Linked DNA regions of Homo sapiens: region 2 is linked to region 1. The links are chromatin loops, found by intact Hi-C in ENCODE. Cell type or tissue: GM12878. All regions are shown on one strand. Links, peaks and the distances in the headings refer to the core of each region. The heading gives the core; the rest is flanking DNA.

Region 1 (2,934 bases), core at 295-2,794:
CAGTTCCAAATACAGATCGATAGCATGATGAGGAACCCCTTTTAAATACTGTTGCAGTAGCATGACTATGTATAAGAGGCCAGCATGAGAGCAGACCAAGTTGGGGTAGGAGGGTGTCTTTGAATACTGGCCCTAGAGAATTTAAAATAATTTTTCTAGTCTTTTGAAAACTCAACAAGTAGAGACAAGTAATTTATATTTCTATCTGTTGTGTATATAATCGTCTCTTTAGAGTTCCAGACAGCTGCTAGTGTCCAAATATGTTTTTTCTAAAGAAATATTTTGTTTGTGAGTACCAACAGTCTTAGTAACTCTCTTATCCCTCTTATGTGCTGAGTACAGTCGGAGGAAGAGGAATTGGAGTTGGTGAGTGTGGGTTTCTGCTTGAAGGAAGTTGAAAAAGATGTAGAAAGTACTAATTCTCTTACGTGTTGTTATCTAACCAATGTTCCCTTTGTTACACAAATTTTTTTAAACACTATTCAAACACTTTGAATAAAGCAATCTACTGGTACTACAGACTCTAGTTTTTCTATTTATAATTGTATGTGTTGACCCATTTTATTTGTTGGAGGGAACATTGGAATAGAGCCTTTAAAAACAGTAGCTGTCCATGAGCATAGGATACTTGTTAATTTTTTTTTTAAGGAAAGATACAAAATACCTTATATAGCTCTCCAAATTATTGAAATATTTTTAGAAAATGACTTCACCCTCGAAGTTCCTCAGATTGTAACACACGATGTTGTGTTGTTTCTCTTTCAAAAAGATTACATCATTTTTGGTGAGGTCACCTTTTTCAGCGTTGGAATTATTTCATCCTGCATGATACAGCCTGAACCACAAGGGGGTTCCCTGTTTACTAAAAGGAATGTCTGTAATTGAATGTGTATATAAGTTTACTTTTCTATCAGAAGGCGCTCTTTTCTTAAAAGCAACTATTGCCCTTTTTCCAAAACAAACGTTTTCTGTTGGCTTTTCCTCTAGAAAATAAACTTGACTAAAAGCAGCTTGCAGTTGATCTATTTCTTCTTTAGGAACTAAAACCAAAACCTCACAGGAGTCATCATATAATTTCAAAGTCAGCTGCTAATTAAAGGACTTTAAGGGGAATAAAAACTTGAAAATGTTTCTTAGCATGGACAAAGGTTAAGAGTGCATGAAAGCATGGGGGAGGAAGGCATCCGTTGGTTTTAATATTCCATGTTTATGCATGCTGGTGTGTTTTGCACAGTTTGTTTTCTTTTCAAAGAAGGTTATCTGTTCCCCTTAAAATACGAGATTGTTCTTTATTTAGCTTTGTGATCACTCACAGTTTTGGGTGTAGTTTTGTATTGGCCAACTGAAATATTCTAGTCAGCTGTAAATGTTTTGAATTATATTATGAATATCTTTTGGAGAAACACTTTACTTAATGATACCATAATGATCAGTAAATGAGAGTTTATAATTCAAGCTAAAATAATTCACCTTAGGTTAGACCTCACTGTTCAAGGAGTTGTGAATGCGTCCATGAATTATCTAGCACTATACTGCCCTCTTGTGGTTCTGAAAATCACTCACTCTTGTAGAACTCAGTGCCGTTGAGATGAGGAGCTTAGATGAGTGGAACTAGTGTTTGAAGTCTTCACTGCTTTTGAAGACATGCCAGGAGATTGCATGAAGATGATGCCATGGAGTAGGTAGGGTCCAGGCCAAACTATGTCATACTGTATTCTTTCACCTAGTGATTGGACTTATGAAGTTCCAGACTAAATATTAAAGAAGAAATTAAGTCCAAAGTAGATCTCTATCTCGAAAAGTCATTAAATTTATAAACTTGATGCTGAGACTAAAATATATTCCGAACTGGCATACATTGATTTTCCACATTCCTCAGAGTACATCTGTAATTACAGAACCTCAGAGATAAATATATTAGGTCCTTGAAGACTTTAAAATACATACCTAAAAACTTATAAACAGCCATTTATATTATTTAAAACTTAATCAATTAAAAATGCAGAACTTTATGTGCCAGAACCAAAATATAATCAGAAGCACAGTCCGTTACAACTTAGAAAGTTGTTCAGCTTGCCTTGAGCTCTAAAGTATAATTGTGGATGACTCTGATCCGAAGTGCAGAAGGACAGGTGCCCTGGGGCCTGCACTAAAGACTGTACTGTTAAGACCAGCGACAGATTCCTTTAGAAGCCGAGCAATACTAGAACAACTTGACTTCATGAAAGCTGCAGTAGACTAGGCTATGGATTAGAAGGAATAAAAATATGTATCTTTTTTCCCACCAGTTATATAGAAATTTGGGACAGAGGGTTTCTTAGGACAATAAGGATATTATCTTATATTTGTGTAGTACTTCAGTTATGAAAGCACTTCTGACATAGTAACCTCATTTGATTCTCACAGTAGCTGTGCAAGGCAGCCAGGACAAAGATTGCTATATCTTCTTTATTTGACAATGAAGAAGTTCAGAGAGGTCAAATTATTTTCCCAATGCCTAGGAAATGGTGAATCTGGGACAGAAACTCAGGCAATACATCCACATCCACATGATCTTTCTCACATCTTCTAACCTAGGTTAGAAAGTAGAAATTAAAAAGAAATAAACTGAGATCAGGATCCTCATCGAATGTTTGTAAGTGTCTACATCTAGCCAAAGGCCTTTTTGTCTGATGTACCCTTTTGAAAATTGTGATAGAGAAAATGGAATCACATTCTAACTCTTCATAATCTCAAAGGCACTGAATTATACTTTACTGATTTGGCTCAGACCCCCGAATGTCAGTTATCAGGCTGTAACATAATTTATAAAAAACAAATAGAGTTGTGCTGTGGCTTTCTTATGTGCTAGTGACACAGAGTCTGTTGTGTTCCTCTGATCTTTGATTTTCAAAAACCGTTACCTTAAGCCAGTTTGGCGAGAAACTGCTTCTG
Region 2 (2,934 bases), core at 110-2,609, 130 kb before region 1:
TGTTTTCATATGGGTATGTGTGACAAGGATTTTTTTTTGTAAATGCAGTTGGAAATAATCTCTTAAAAAGGTTGAGTTGTTTCAAATGGTGATGTTATGTTTTTCAAAGCAATTTCGTTACAATTTGCCTTTTCCATCATGCATTGTGGGTTAATATTAATTTTATTAATATTCCAGCAATAGCAGTGTCATCCATTAATTGGCTACCAAAAAGAGGAATATTGAATTATATTCTGAGGGTGGTTAAGAAATTATGGAAATGTTTATTAGAATATGATTTTGGAGTTTGAAATAGTCTAGCTAAATCTTTTCAGTAGATTTGTGTTCTGATTTAGGAGGAAGAAGCCATGAACAAATTTGTTACTGAAAAATAGCATGCTTGTCAGTTTGGAAAACCATCTTTTTTCCTCCCTTTGCTGCTTTTAGTCTGGCAAGAAGAATGTAGTGTAATATACGATGATGATGGGCCTGGATTTGGGGGCATTTCTAATTTCACATATTCTGTGTTGTCATCAGACCATACCCCGGTTACTCATGGTACATATGAATGTTTCAAAGTCTAGCTGAAGTTTTCTTTTATGCGATGACACTATGAGAAAACCATTTGTGGACCAAAAATGATCACTATTTCTTTTTTCTAGATAAGAAAGAAAATCTGTGGATTCTTAGTAAATGGAGAAGTGAGTGCCTTCTCTCCTAATGTTTAAATAATAAGTGTAAATATGGAAATCAGATCACCCTTTAAGCTGGATAACCTCGTGCAAGAGAATGCTTTTAACATATGCTGATTTGCAAGCCCCAGTAAAGGAAGGCTGCTTGACTCTGTAGTCAGATCTTGATTCAGATCCAGCTCCACTGCTGACAGAGTTGAGATATCTCCTGTAAAATGAGATAGAATTACACTACCTGCCCCGTGTTGGAATTAAATGAGATAGCGAGTGTAAAAGTTCTAACACACTGCGTGAAGCTTCATGTGCGAAAATGCGTATTGCCTGATCTCCCTGCATCCCTTCTGGCTTTTGTTTCTTCTTTCCTCTGAAGATTATGTAGGTACCCTGCCCAGTACCCATACGTTTAGTGTTTGTGACCAAAAGGATTTCGTATAATGTATCAATAGAGAATGCTTAATGTGTTTGTTTTGGATAAAATATCCCAGCATCTTAAATTCATTGTCAGATTATACATAAAACGCTTAATTGGCTGTTTTAAAACATTAGAATTTTGATCTTCAACCATAGTTTGTTTCTAATCTCCATAATCTCCCCAAATATTTTTCTAAAGATTCAAGTTAAATATAAATAGTTTCCCAATCTTCAGTGAATTCTGTCTTTTAGGGATTGACTGTGGGAGTGGTCTCTAAGATATAGTATTTGAAATTTAAAGTTAGAAGAATACTTCTGTAATCTACCTTGAATAGGTATTTTAAAATAGCTTAATTTCTGAAGAAAAGTTTTTAAATATTTTAATATTGAAGGTTATTTTAATATTTTAAAGTAACTTTAGTTAATCTGTAATTTTTAAAATACTTTGATTTGGTGTGAAATTAATGATTTTCTCGTGTATAGTTTATCTGTGTGCCTTATAATAAATGGACCTTGTGTCCAGTTTATTATAATTAAGAGTGTAAATCCATTTGTTAATTAGTAAATCTTACACATAGCACACGATATAGGTTGGTACTTATTTAATAAGTACTAAATTTTTATATAGATGCTTTATACTTTAATAATATTTATATTTACAGAATTTAATTGATATTTACTGAATTTAATATTTTAATTATTAATTATCTTAGTCGAGATGAAATCATAAGCATATGAGTTAAAAATATTAGCTCCTTTGTGAGGTGGAATACCATATTTAAACATTGGTGTATGAAGGCAGGTAATTTACTTCATCATTATTTTAACAAGTGATGTTGATAAAAGCCAGAGGAACAAACATGGGTGAAAAACATATTAATTAATCAAACTTCTAGTAAATACCAACCCGGGCATGTCTTTTTATGGTTGTCTTGAATTAATACTAATTTTACTTCCTTACACAAAAATACAAACTTCAAAAACAAAATAAACAAGAAAACATGAAAACATAAAAAGGAAACAAAGCAAAAACAAAACAAAAACCTTTAATATATGGACTTAAAAAAATTCTCACCATTATTAAAATTATATGCTTGAGAAAGGTTTTCAGTAGTGGTCAGTAAGTTTATACTGCATGAGCTGGACATTTTTACTTTGTTACTTGCGTGACCAGCAGCATGCATGTGCAGGTTGACGTGGATTCATTTGAGGCATGATTTGTGACACTTGGAACAAAGGGCTGCTTCCCATTCGACCTGGTAAAAGAAATTGTAACTTTTGGGCTTAATAAAACAAGCGGCTCTTGCATTGACTAATACTATATTTGCCTGTTTCACCTCTCGTCCTCATCCTTAGCTGTCCATCTTCTACATAGAAATTGGAATTATATTTCTAAAATTCAGATCTATATGTCATTTCTTCTTAAAGAAAAAAAAAAAAACAACTTTTGAAGGCGTATGAGATCAATAGAGTGGCAGTAATGTAAGGGATAGAAGATTGGCCTGTAAAATCAGACTTCCTGGCTGGGCGCGGTGGCTCATGCCTGTAATTCCAGAACTTTGGGAGGTGGAGGCGGGCAGATCACCTGAGGTCGGGAGTTTGAGACCAACCTGGCCAACGTGGTGAAACCCCGTTTCCACTAAAAATACAAAAATTAGCCGGGCATAGTGGCTCACACCTGTTATCCCGCCACTCTGGAGGCTTAGGCACGAGAATCGCTTGAACCCAGGAGGCAGAGGTTGCAGTGAGCCGAGATCGTGCCACTGCACTCCAGCCTGGGTGATAGAATGAGACTCCATCTCCAAAAAAAAAAAAACAACAACAACAACAACAGACTTCCCATCCTAAGTTA

Evidence for each region. Hi-C counts contacts between places; a loop is a spot of excess contacts. Peaks named below come from ENCODE experiments on the same cell type or tissue, not always from the same donor. Only the 100,000 strongest peaks of a DNase experiment are listed, where the experiment ranks them.
Region 2: it touches region 1 in a loop (12-fold over the local background); 66 of 110 quality-filtered maps call a loop at or near these places.

The regions. Positions count from the first base shown.
Region 1 is chr15:99,703,020-99,705,953 of GRCh38, forward strand. It overlaps MEF2A (myocyte enhancer factor 2A), which reads left to right. Exons shown (of 12, transcript NM_001319206.4): 9 at 343-366. Among named protein-coding and RNA genes, the nearest start is that of LYSMD4, 29 kb to the right of the region's middle. In GM12878, for the core only: a CTCF peak has its summit at 1,556 (motif pointing left); DNase peaks (open chromatin) are centred at 829 and 1,542; H3K27ac peaks cover 1,020 bases.
Region 2 is chr15:99,568,300-99,571,233 of GRCh38, forward strand. The region is part of intron 1 of MEF2A (myocyte enhancer factor 2A); the gene reads left to right. Among named protein-coding and RNA genes, the nearest start is that of MEF2A, 3.8 kb to the left of the region's middle. In GM12878, for the core only: no CTCF peak of the experiment used is centred there; no DNase peak of the experiment used is centred there; H3K4me3 peaks cover 1,231 bases; H3K27ac peaks cover 649 bases.